Regions from separate parts of the Homo sapiens genome. Here region 1 is linked to region 2. A link is a contact called in ENCODE Hi-C or POLR2A ChIA-PET data. All regions are on one chromosome and are shown on one strand. The core of a region is the stretch at or near the end of the contact, and the rest is flanking DNA. Distances in the headings are between cores, read along the strand shown.

Evidence for each region. A loop is a pair of places that touch in the nucleus more often than their neighbours do. ChIA-PET counts read pairs that join two places held with the same protein, here RNA polymerase II (POLR2A). Pooled maps may share reads with other maps.
Region 1: a loop to region 2 is called in a map with no recorded cell type, with 2.1 times the contacts of the local background. The contact joins two enhancer-like sites. A Hi-C loop is called at or near these places in 10 of 168 maps with a recorded cell type or tissue (CD14-positive monocyte, Calu3, GM12878 and 7 more), 8 of 37 single-sample maps with no recorded cell type and 15 of 50 pooled maps. POLR2A ChIA-PET finds 5 or more read pairs at or near these places in 7 of 52 experiments (AG04449, H1, K562 and 4 more).

Annotation. Positions count from the first base shown.
Region 1 is chr6:36,850,892-36,856,956 of GRCh38, forward strand. PPIL1 (peptidylprolyl isomerase like 1) reads right to left here. Exons shown (of 4, transcript NM_016059.5): 3 at 5,695-5,763; 4 at 3,938-5,142. The coding sequence ends at 4,922. Among named protein-coding and RNA genes, the nearest start is that of CPNE5, 14 kb to the left of the region's middle. Within about 2 kb of position 2,585, at least 17 of the 41 ENCODE cell types and tissues checked have a DNase peak (open chromatin) inside an H3K27ac peak, as active enhancers do.
Region 2 is chr6:36,792,612-36,799,147 of GRCh38, forward strand. CPNE5 (copine 5) reads right to left here. Exons shown (of 21, transcript NM_020939.2): 5 at 5,844-5,883; 6 at 5,554-5,630; 7 at 1,979-2,038. Among named protein-coding and RNA genes, the nearest start is that of CPNE5, 44 kb to the right of the region's middle. RefSeq lists enhancers at 846-1,512, 1,513-2,177. Within about 2 kb of position 1,409, at least 4 of the 41 ENCODE cell types and tissues checked have a DNase peak (open chromatin) inside an H3K27ac peak, as active enhancers do.

The DNA.
Region 1 (6,065 bases), core at 1,335-3,834, 59 kb after region 2:
TTCTTTTAAAATATTTGCTGGTGGTGGATGTATAAGAGGAGCTCCAAAATTACTTGTTGAATGAATGAATTCAACTGTAAAGCAGAATATTAAACAGCCAAGAGGGAACTAGCCCTTTAGAAGGTACGCTACAGAACCAGGACCTGGTCACAGGACTCAGCCAACCTTACCATGCACGGAGGGCTCCTCCATCTAGTCCCGTAGACAAAAAAGAAGGCCGGCCAGCCCGTGTCAACGGAGCACGTTTACAGGCTCATTCTGTGCCAGGTGGACATCTCAACTCTACCCTCTCACAATCTGAGCAGTTGCTGGCTTTCCACAACCAAGAAATAGCAGGCAAGTCTTAGTAACTCATGAAAGGTTTCTGCAGGCTTCTGCCTTTGAAAAAGCTGCAAGGCTAAACTGTATTCACAGCGGCCTCTAGTGGCAAATTTCCAAAATAGCATGCTAAATGGAAACTTGGCAGCTGGAGGAATCTTCTCAGAATGACCTAGATTCCCAAACTGGGGGCTAGTTCAAATCTTCCCTTAATGAATGAGCGCTCCAAGTTCCAGAAGTAAAGTGATTCATCAAAGGTCACAAAAAGGCCTCACATCCCTCAGTCCATAAACCTTGCCCACAACTGGCCATCTGTGGTTTCAGATGCAATTAAGGATCTTGAGTTATCCATTTGGAAAAACAATCGGGAACCCAATTCCCAAATCAGGCCAAGCCAACCTTAGAGTGAGACCCTAACATGTTTTCTTCCCACTTTGCTTCTCTCTCATCTGTAAGAGTGTTGCTGGAAGATCCCCTATCTTGGTATTTACCTAAAAAGTAGTAACTCACTCTTTAGGCAACAGGACTCTGAGACCACAAAGTGCTTCTTTGTAAGCGGTAAACTCCACCGCTTTAACGTGCTTTTCAATGCTTCCTCCTCCACATGTTGCAAGAATATGGTGCCAAAAGGGGCCCCAGTGATGGCTCTGACTGGCTTGAGGATCTGGGGGCAGCAATCGTGTTTGTGTGGGGAAAGCTATTTTGACATATTCTGGAGACACAATCCAAAAATACATCAGGCTGAGGACTTCCAGAGAGCTCAGTGGAAAGGCTTGGCTGCCATACCAGCTGAAGCCTGGGTTTGGAGAGTTGGGGTACAGCAATTTCTACAAGAGGATCTCAATCTTTTTCTGATGGAGAACATTTTATTTGATACATTCAGCAATAACCTCAAATTACTACACAAGGTGCTGGGAAGACTTACAGAGGGGAGTAAGACAAGGTCCTTGTTCTCAGAGGTTAGCCCAGTGGGAGGGAGAAGCTGTGAGGTGAGAGGCTGAGACAGGTCAGGCTGTGTATATGTCGAGATGAAGAGGTAGGACAGGTGTGTGGTGGCTTCAAGGGCCACTGGTAGTAACAACAACTAGCATTTTGGGGGTGTTTTCTAAATGCCAGTTCCTGTTCTAAATACCTGTTCTAGCTCATTTAATCTTCACAATAGCCCTTGAAGTTTGGCCCATTATTCTCATTTTATAGTGGAAGAAACTAAAGCACAGAGAAATTAAGAAACTTAAGTTCATGCTGCTGCTAAGTGGTGGAGCTGGGATCTGAACCCCGACAGTCAGGTTCCAGAGCTCTTTCCCCCAATGTCATCTTTGTTGATGCTCTTTTCCCTGCATTTTCTGTGATGTCTACTGATCACCCAATCTCACCCACCCTGGTGTCCACACAAGGTATCTCAGTGCCACATACCAGGGTCTGAAGTCCATGTTGTACTGCTGTGGGAACAGAACACTTTCATAAAGCTCAATCCCAGTAGCCAAAGCCAGCAGCTTATGTTAAAGCTCATCGTGTGCTTTGAATCTCTTCACTCTTCCAAGACCACCAGGATGAGGTGGAGAGCTCTGCTCCAGGAGGCATAAGATTGGTTCATGGTCCTGACTGCCCTTGCTCTTAGGGAAACCCCCCCTCCCCAGTTTCATGTTGGACAAATGTGACCTCTAGGACCTCACTACTCAAAGGGTGGTGTCTGGACCGGCAGTCACCATCTCCTGGGAGCTGGCGAGAACTGCAGACTCTCTGGCTGAGTGCTGAGTCAGAAGCTGCTTCCTAACAGGCTCCCTCAGTGATTCCTGCATGTAGTCATGTGAGAAGCCCTGGGCTAGGGCCCTTGGGCCATATTCTTTATAGTCTGTGTGCCAAGCTTCTCTTATCCATCATCCCAGGGGCACCTGTTTGAAAGCCTTTTCCACTGGTGTATCTACTTCCAACTTTAAGCCTTCTCCAAATGTCTAGAATCTCTTTCCCTTCCCCCACGAGAAGCAGCAGAGAGCTGTCTCTCTCCTGTGCCTTGATGAGCCCCCCATGGTCCTCCACACCTATCTTCAATAATCCCCATCCAAGTTTTAAACTTATCCTTGTTTTCTCCTGATAAGCCAGGAGAAAGCTCACCACCCTCACCGTGATGAGATGTAACAAAAATGAACTATCTCTAGTACACCCCACTTTTATGAGACCTGTCTCAATGGTACTAATCCTGACAGGATGTAGACACTCATATGACCAAAGAATTAAGCAGGATTCCTTTTAGATGAGCTTCCCTTATAAGGAAACGGGAACTTCTACAACTCTGGCTAACTGGCAGAACCACAAATTGTGAAACAATTCAAGCTTCACTCTCTGAGGTCATATCCTCTATGAAAACTGGTATGTGCCCACGTGACTGCCTTAGCATGGATTTGGTGTCCCTTTCCAAAAACAAGGAACTGTGCCTGTGTGGCTCTCCTCCCAAGGCATGCAGAACCTTCTTTGCTTCAGAGTAGCCATGATACGTTTCCACCACGCCTGTGCCTTGGATGAAAGTGGAGATTTTCAGGATTACGATTCTGGGAGGTTAGTGAACAGGTGCTATTCCTTGCTCTCAGAGGCAGATCCAATTATGTCCACCCAGTTCAGGCTGAAAGAAATACATTTCTATTTTTTCCAGAGTGTAGAACACTACTTTGCATACAAAAACCATCTCTGGGAAGTTACAAAGTCATTTATATGGTTTGTTGTTGGGTTTTGCTTTTTTGCTATTGAGAGAAAAGAGAAAGGTAGAGAAAGAGGTTGAAGGTAGGGAAGGCTTGGGGAACAGAACCTTGTTTGGCCATTCCATAAAGTAAATCACCATTTCCAAAATTGATAGAGTAGTAAGAAACATTAAAGTTATAATCCCCTCTTCAAGGAGCTACCAGCTTAAGGAACCAAACACCACAACATATACTGCCTCTGGTCCCATAATAATGTGCAGGTGGGCTCTCTGCAAATTCCAGGGATGGTGCAGGTCTCTTAGCACATACACCTGGTTCACTTACAGGTAATCCCCCCAACATGGTTTGGCTCTGTGTCCCCACCCAAATCTCATCTCGAATTGTAATCCTCTGTGTCGAGGGAGGGATCTGGTGGGAGGTGACTGATCATGGGGCATTTTCCCCCTGCATGCTGTTCTCACGATAGTGAGGGAGATCTCATGAGATCTGATGGTTTAAATATGGTGGTTTCCCCCGTGCTCGCTCTCTCTCCTGCCACCTTGTAAAGAAGGTGCTTGCTTCTCCTTTGCCTTCCACCATTATTGTAAGTTTCCTGAGGTCTCCCTAGCCATGTGGAACTGTGAGTCAATTAAACCTCTCTTGTTTATAAATTACCTAGTCTCAGGTAGTGTCTTTATAGCAATGTGAAAACAGATGAATACACCTCTTATTCAGAAATGTCAATTTCTGTCACTTAATTCTTTCTCTGGTTCTGCCCTTTTAAAGTTAGAATTGCTCTTAAAGAGGGAGAAGTCTACTGGAGATCCACAAGCCTAAAATGATGTGAAATCTTGAACATTCAATCTCTGTACTACTACTTAAGATGACTGGGATTAAAATGACCATTGGAACCTCATACAATATTTAGAATCAGACCACAGCAGCAATTTCAACCATCAATGGCATTTTATTGTGGAAGTTTCTATGTATTACATAGGTATTAACTTCCTTCCTCTCCTGCTCCTCCCCACAAAATCCAGAAAGTTATTTTTATACATAAACAACTGAACATATAAAAATCTTGGACCTAATTTCTCTAAAGTCTTGGGTTAAAAGAACTTGAGTGGCGCTTCTCCTTTCTGAGAGTACTACTTCTCAAGGAGGATTCATGGTCTGTCCTTTGCTCACTACAGATTTCTCCTCTTCTCTGGGAAAAAATGGTCAATGCTTCTGCTTCCTTTTAATAAACTAATTTCTTGATTATTATACATTATTATTATTCCCCACTTGACACCTTCTTAGAAACTTGATTGTTGGATGTGTTTTTCATTTGGCAAAAATTCAATGTGGCTTTGCGTGGGATGTCTGAAGTGTCAGAAACAGCACTGTTGATGTTCTGGTTTTGAGAGGGAAAATATATATAGAGATGCATACATTCCCTAGAAGAACAAATGTAAAAGACTGAAATAGGGCGTGCACAGAGTTAAGAGGGCTGACAGACACTACTTGGTTTGGAATTCTGTGGCTGTCAGCCATCAAGGACTGCTGTGTAGGCCAGAATATAAATCTCCTTAGGAAGAAGTTTGGTTAGGCAAAACCACTGAGAAATGACAGTGGCTGCTACATTGTTCGACGTATATCAGAGCAGACATGCACAAGAAGCAGCATTATGGTTCATGTGTAGTAAGTAGTCACCTATTGATAAACAGGGGCATTTGTGCAAATGCTCTGGCAACCTAGGCACTGGGGGAAGAGAAAAGAAGCATCCTATTAAAATGTACTTCCATCTCTAACTCACCCAAGATGCCAGGCCTCCTAAGCTTCATGACTTGCAAAGCCAAAATGAATTTAGCATTACATGTCATTCTATGTCATCTAGAAGCTGGTTCACTGGGGCCATCTCAGAAGAGCTGCTCAAGAGGGTAGCAAGTCTACCCAGAAGGGTATGCCTTAATGATCTTCACGTCGTCCACAGGGCGGTCCTGGGAGTTTGTTTCTACCATTCCCACGCGATTCACCATTCCTATGCCCTGACACACTCGGCCAAAAATGGTGTGTTTGCCGTCAAGCCACTGGGTGGGGGCGAGGGTCACAAAGAACTGGCTGCCATTGGTATCTGGCCCCGCATTGGCCATTGCGAGAATTCCAGCCCCTGGTGGGAAAAAGGAAGAAAGGAAAGAGTATAAATAACCCCACAGGTCCAGTGTAGAGCTGCTGCCCCATCCTAGGGATGAAAAAGCAGCCAGGACTTTGTTCTGGCCTCTGTCCAGACCCAGACAACCCCTCAGGGCAGTCTCTCTGCCCTGTACAAAGGCCATCACTACACTATTCTGGCGACTTCATCTTCCTTGTCCTCACCTATTCCCCAGCCTTGACCCCTGATGCTCCTCACTAACTGTGGACCATGTTCCTGACTGCCCTCAAAAACCCAGCAAGGTTTCCTGTTTCTTTGAGGACACTTTTGATATCCTGTGACCTTTAACAAGTAGTTAGAGTCTAGAACACACCGACCAGTGCTCTGAATTGCTCAGAACTTTGTGAGAGGCGCTGCTTTCTCTAATCCACCAGGGCACTTCATGGCGCCATGGCTGGGCAGCTATCTGGCACCATGCCACGGTGTCAGGCATTCACCTTGAATCATGGCCAAAAGAGTGAGCTTTTAAAATCCCCGTTCCTACCCAGTCCAGCCAAATTATACACTTACCCGTGAATTTCAAGTCTGGATGAAGTTCATCTTCAAACTGTTTGCCATAGATAGATGCACCACCTCGACCTGCCCGATTGGAAGATGACACATGAATCAGCCAGTCACACATTCTATCTCACAGCAAGAATGATGGCCCAGGGTCAAAGGATTTCTCAGAGTAGAGGAAAGGAAAAGGCAGTGACACCTACCCCACTGCTAGGTATATTGCAACTACAGAATCTAGCACTAATAGCACATTCAAATCATTGGTTTCATTCCGATAAGACTTTCCTTTTCAAAATAACGCTATTTTTTCCTGCACATTAAAATAATACATGTTCACTATCAAAAAGGTAGAAAACATAGAACATTATCAAAAGAACATTAAA
Region 2 (6,536 bases), core at 159-2,658:
GCTACCTCCCCTTAAATGCCTTGGCTGGGGTCTCCCTGGGAGTGAGAGATCCCAGCCGACTGTGCAGCTCCCCAGTGAAGTGGGCAACCAGATCAAGGTCCGTGAAGTCGGTCCACCCCAGCACATCCCTCCAGGAGGGCAAGTTCTTCGGCTGGGGCTCCACTCAGGGGAACTGAACCACCTCTTCCCCTGGTTAGATAGGACCCCCTCCTTCAGGCACCATCCCAGCCCACTCTAATGTTTGGGACTAAGCCAGAGGTGGGGGAGTCCCAGTGTAGTCAGGGGCCACTGGGAGGGAGAGGAAAATGTCGGCTTGTCCAGCAGCTCTGTGACTTTGGGCTCATTCCTGTACCTCTCTGAGCCTCAGTTTTCTCCCCTATATAATGAGCGTGACTGTATATACCACACAGTGCTTGGCACAGAGAAGGCCCGCAGTGAGCAGCATCCCCCTCCCTGCACCCTTTACTTCACAATTGTGCAACGCTGGTAAAATCCAGCCTCACACCTCAGGCCAGCCACAGGGCCACCAGCATGCTGTCTGTGGAACACACTTTGAGAACCACTGATGGAGCTCTTCCCAGCACCAGCTATTGGAGGGAGAGGCTCTCAAACAGAGGAGGCAGGGGAGGAAGGGAAGCCGGCCCTGGAGGGCTGGCAGGACAGCCCAGATCTCTCCAAATCAGGTGAGCAGAGCGGGGGCCACATCTGGGGCATCCCCTGCCACGGACAGGGGACAGTGCCTGCCAGGTTGTCCCCCTAGACTTGGGCAGCTGAGCTGAGTGCCTCAAAGCCCCTCCCCACCCGCTGGTCTGGTCCTCCATGGTAGTAAAGACATGATTTGTTTGCCCAGGGAGATAGAATCCTCCACGCCAGCCTCCTCCGCCCCATGTTTCTCCATCTGTTCCTCTCTTTGCCTCTGAGTCCTTCTTCTATTTCCGATCCTTCTTTCCCTCCTCTCCAGCCCCAACCTGCTCCCACCTTCTTGGCCTTCCTTTCTCTCTCTCCCTCCCTCCCTGTCTTTGTATCTCTGTCTGACTCCTGCTGCCTCCCCAGTTGCTGCTTCTCTACTCTCCAGGTGAATTAGCATCCATGCTCTCCCTGGGCTGTGAGCATCCCCGGGCCCGCCGGAGGCCCCTTCCCCACCTGCAGCTGGTCCAGTGGCATATCCAGCTGCTGCAACCTCAATTCCTGAGAGCTCTCAGGGAAGGCCAGGGGAGCTCTGCTTACCCCAACAAAATGCCCTTCTGCAGAGGCCCCTCCAGGCAGAGGTTCCCTGCCCTGCACACCCCCACCTCCAGCCCCAGTGGGCGAGTGGGCGTGAGAAAGAAGCCAGGGTGGGAACTCCCCAACCGGGAAAGAAGGGGAGGGAAGGAGGGGGAGGCTCTGCGTTGGCCACATTTGCATGAGGCCAGCCGAAGCCAGATGGTCAGGGTGGTGGAGTGAGGCTGGCCCACCGCAGCTGGCGAGCAAACGAGCAAACGTGAAAAGTGGGGATTCAGCTGGATCTACTCTGTGGTGAGGAGGAGGCGGACATCCAGCAGCCAAAACAAGGGAGGGGAACAGGGGGGAAAGGATAAAGACAGGGGAGGAAAGAGGGGGAGAGAAGGGTGGGGATTGGGGGCCTAGAGAAGCCAGGCCAGGGAGAGAGGAAGGGAACAGAGAGTGCCCAGCCCCGCTATTCATAGACAACATCCCCCACCTGTAAGCCCCACCCTCTCCCTGAAGTCCCAGGAGCCACTGGGGCTTGAGATGCCCAAGCTCTAGCTTGGATGGGGGAGGGGCCCACTGCCGAGTGGGGGCCTCTGTTCAGGGCCCAAAGAGCCTGGGTGCCTAAGGAGGAACCCAGGACTCTCTGTCCCCGGATCAGGGCCAAATTCGCAGTGATGGGAGCAGGGACGAGGCCCAGACTCTGAGGCCCCCTTTGCAGAGCTGGCTGAATGTCTAAGGACTCCAGGGCCAGAGATGTCTGGCAACGTACCCGTTGGACACAGCTGGCATGGGTTTGCCCGTCCTGGAATTCAGGCTGAATGCGCCTATCCTGTGGAGAGAGAGGGGGAGAGAGAGCATGCCATGAGCTGAGTACCCCCACCCAGACAGGCCAGCGCACTTGGCATCCAGATGCTTGGAGACAAGCGGCTGCTCTGGAAGTCATTAAAACAGGATCAAAGCCACAGGCCAGAGCAAGTGGAGTCCTTCTTCTGGGCAAATTCCTCTCCTTCAGTGGTTCTCAAGGTGGGATGCCCAGACCAGCAGCACCAGCATGTCCTGGGAATGTTATTAATAGGAATGTAAATTCCCAGGCCGAGCCCATACCCACAGGATCAGGAACTCTGCGGGGTGGAGCCCAGCAATCTTTGGTGACACTGGTACCTGCTGCAGCTTGGGAACCCCTGTTCTCCCTTTCCAGACTCCGCATCCAGACTGCAAGATGGGGAGACTGCTGGAAGAATCACATGAGATCATGATATGGGCTGAACTGTATCCCCCAAAATTCATGTATTGAAATCTTAATCTCCAGGTCCTCAGAATGTGACTATATTTGGAAATAGAGTCTTTTTTATTTTTTTATTTTCATTTTTATTTTTGAAACAGAGTCTCGCTCTGTCACCCAGGCTGGAGTGCAGTGGCGTGATCTCGGCTCACCGCAACCTCCACCTACCAGGTTCAAGTGATTATCCTGCCTCAGCCTCCCAGGTAGCTGGGACTACAGGCACGCACCACCATGCCCGGCTAATTTTTGTATTTTTAGTAGAGACGAGGTTTCACCATGTTGGCCAGGATGGTCTCGAACTCCTGACCTCAGGTGATCTGCCCACCTTGGCCTCCCAAAGTGATTGGATTACAGGCGTGAGCCACCATGCCCAGCCTGGAGATAGGGTCTTTAAGGAGGTAATTAAGGTAAAATGAGGTCATGGCAGTGGACCCTAATCCAATGGCTGGTGTCCTCATATGAAGAGGTGACTAGGACACAGAGGTGCACAGAGAGATGACAATCTGAAGACACAGAGATGAAAAAGAAGACAGCCATCCTCAGAAGACATGAACTCTGTTGACATCTTGATCTCCGACGTCTAGCCGCCAGAATTGTGAGAAAATCAATTTTTCTTATTTAAGCCACTCAGTTTGTGGTATTTGCCACAATGGTCCCAGCGAACTAACACAGATTTCACAAGCAAAACACTGACCCTCATGCCTGGCCCAAAATAGATGCCCAGTAAACAGGAGCTGTTCACAGGGTTTAGTCAGGAAGACAACTAAACTAAGATATGTGAAATCTTCGATGGGGTAAAAGGTCCACCTCCTCCTCCAACATTGCCGTCAACCTCTGTATTTTATTTTATTTTATTTTATTTTTGAGATGGAATCTCGTTCTGTCACCCAGGCTAGAGTGCAGTGGTGTAATCTCAGCTCACTGCAACCTCCGCCTCCTGGGTTCAAGCGATTCTCCTGCCTCAGCCTCCCTAGTAGCTGGGACTACAGGCATGTGCCACCACGCCAGGCTAATTTTTGTATTTTTAGTAGAGACAAGGTTTCTCCATGTTGGTCAGGCTGGTCTCAAACTCCCGACCTCAGGTGATCCACCCGCCTCGGCCTCCCACAGTGCTGGGATTACAGGCATGAGCTACTGAGCCCTGCCAACCTCTATATTTTAGAACTTGCTTGTCCTTTAAGGCTCAGTTTCAAAAGCCATCTCCATAGGAAGTCTCCCTCAATACTCCCCCACCCCCAGAGGGTGTTTCCTGTCACCAACGGTGGACCAGGTGAGATCAGGAAGGAAACAGACCCAAATGACTAGTGGCTTTGGACCCAGGCAGCTGGGAGTTGGGAAGCACAGACACCCTCCCTCATAGGGCATCTCCATCCTGGCAACCCAGGTAAAGCCACGGGTGGGGGTGCTGCTGGAAAGAGCAGATGCTAATGGGTATGCTACACTCAGCACATGGTTAACACTGAAGTGGGCACAGGGGCAGATGTTCCTAGAGAAAGAATATAAAATTACGAATGAAAACTGTTAGAAATAAGTCCTAAGAGGGAGGGGCCTAGCAAATATGAATGTGAATTTTGTATGCTTTTTTGCAAGAGGCCCTCAAATTCTATAAGCTATAGAGACCCCCAAAACAGGGGTTTTCCCCCATTCTCAATAAATGATAGCTATTTTCACTGTTTTCTAGGAACCCAGAGATGAGACCTTTTGGGGGCCAAGGAAACATTTCCGGGGGCCCTGAAGTTATCATGAGTTACTGGGGGTCACGGGCAAGGATCTGGAAGAGAGACCACACACACACACATTGCAGTTATTATTATTATTATTATTTTGAGACAGAGTCTCACTCTGTTGCCCAGGTTGGAGTACAGTAGCCCAATCTCGGCTCACTGCAACCTCCTGGGTTCAAGTGATTCTCGTGCCTCAGCCTCCAGAGTAGCTGGGACTACAGGTGTGCACCACCACACCCAGCTAATTTTTTTGTATTTTTAGTAGAGACAGGGTTGCACCATGTTGGCCAAGCTGGTCTCGAACTCCTGAGCTCAGGCGATCCATCGCCTTGGCCTCCCAAAGTGCTGAGATTACAGGCGTGAGCCACCGTGCCCGGTTCACACTGCAGTTATTGATCATGGTGAGGGGACAGCGTCCAGTGGGAACTTGGCAGAAGATCTGATGATCTCCCTTTCCCGGCCGCTTTGCCCTGTGGCCTGGATGCCTGTCCCAGTCTGCCCTCTCTTTCCTGGGCCCTGCCCACGAGTGTCAACCTAAAATAATCAAAAGCCTCGGGATCCAGTTAAATTAGTTTATTTAAATGCAAAGTGTGAGGGTGGCCGTCCAGAGAAATATGGACACCAAAGAATGGTGACCAGTGTTCCCCAGTGTGGGGAAAGGTAAGAATCGTTTATACAGGCAAGGGCCCTGCCCCTGGTACTTCCTGAGAAATAGGGACAAGAGAGGTCACCCTCACCACACGGCCAGCCCTGGCTGGTCCCTGAAGACATCATCAGGCTCCACTGTGAGAAGCCTTGGATTCCTCATCCCAGAGCCCGCTTCAGAGTAACAGCTTTTCCCTAAAAGCAAATTAAGGTCAGGGACCATCAGGGACAGGATGGGACGGGAGGAGCCTCACTGTACCCAGCTCTGGCCTACAAGCTGTGAACAATCTTAGGAATATGCTATGTGAGTAGAGCCCTGGGTTCAAATCCCAGCTCCCAGCTCTCCCTCTTCCTAGCTGTGTGTCCTTGGGCAAGTCACTTCCCCTCTCTGGGCTTCAGTTTCTTCTTCCACACTATGATAGGGGTCAGGGTGGGAATAGACTATATGGTGTCTAGTCTATTTCCTCCTGGGCCTTCCCAGGAGATGGGACTCTAATAACCCATCCTGGGTTCCCCTGAAATACCTGGATTAGAAGCCCTGTGAGAGCAGTGAGGCATGGGGTCTCTTTATTCCTAATAACCCTGCAGATGCCAGTCATAGCCAGCTGACTGCTTTGTCCCCATCCTGAGCCAGCCCCCAGCAGAATGGGCGGGAAGTTGGCCTACCACTGGGAAAGCAACCCAGACACTCACGTGAGGGGCTTTTCCAGGCGGCTCCCAGGGGACCCCACAATCTCTCCAAGGGTGCAGAAGGCCTGGCCCAGGAAATCCTGCATATCCAGGGAACAGAAGAGACCAGTGTCACCCACTCTGCTCACAGCTATCCCACCTCCCCCATCGCCCAATTCCTGGAAGCGTGAGGGCCCTTAAATGACAGGACGCAGCGTCGGACACACATTCCATCACAGCAAAGCCCCAGGCTCACCCAGAGGATGGCATTTCAGAAACTATGGAATTGCTGAGCAGTTACTGGCAGAACTCACGTGTTTGGATAAATCAGGACTCTTAGAGTCAACGTCGTATCTGCAGGGAACACAGAGAAACGATGAAGGCAGCTGCGGACGTTCTGCCCAATCCTGCCTGGGTTCTCAAGTTGAGTCAGGGCCCCTGTCCCCCAAAAAACAGGTCCCAACACAGTGAATATTTCTAGGAGTAATGGTTGGAAGACATGACAGGGAGCCTTCTGGGTGCTGGACATGTTCTGTCCTTGAGCTGGGTGACATCAGAGGGGTGGAAACGGATGTAAAAATGCATCGTGGAGTAGGCACAAAGATTTATGCGCTTCACTGTATATATGTTATACCTCATTAAAAATGGAAAAAACTAAATCAATGAGCTCTGTTCACAGGTGGCTAAGCCATCTTACCTTTCACTCCCTTCACTTACAGAGTTCTCCATCTTTGCTCTTTGCAGCCTAGCCTTGGCTGCCCGTGGTGCTAATACCTTGCTTCTGACCTTCCCTTATAGCTTCACCCTACCCAGGCCTGCCCAGCTTGCCCACAGGCCTGGTCACTCAAGAAGGAGGGAGGCATTGACACCTTCACCTCAGCTGGCTGCAGGCAGCGTGATGCTACAGCTGGCCTCCTCCCCTCACCTGGGGCCTGCTCACCGGGGGCCTGATCACCTGGAGCCTCACCTGCAACCTTCCCCCAGCATCTCCCACCCACCCACTGGCA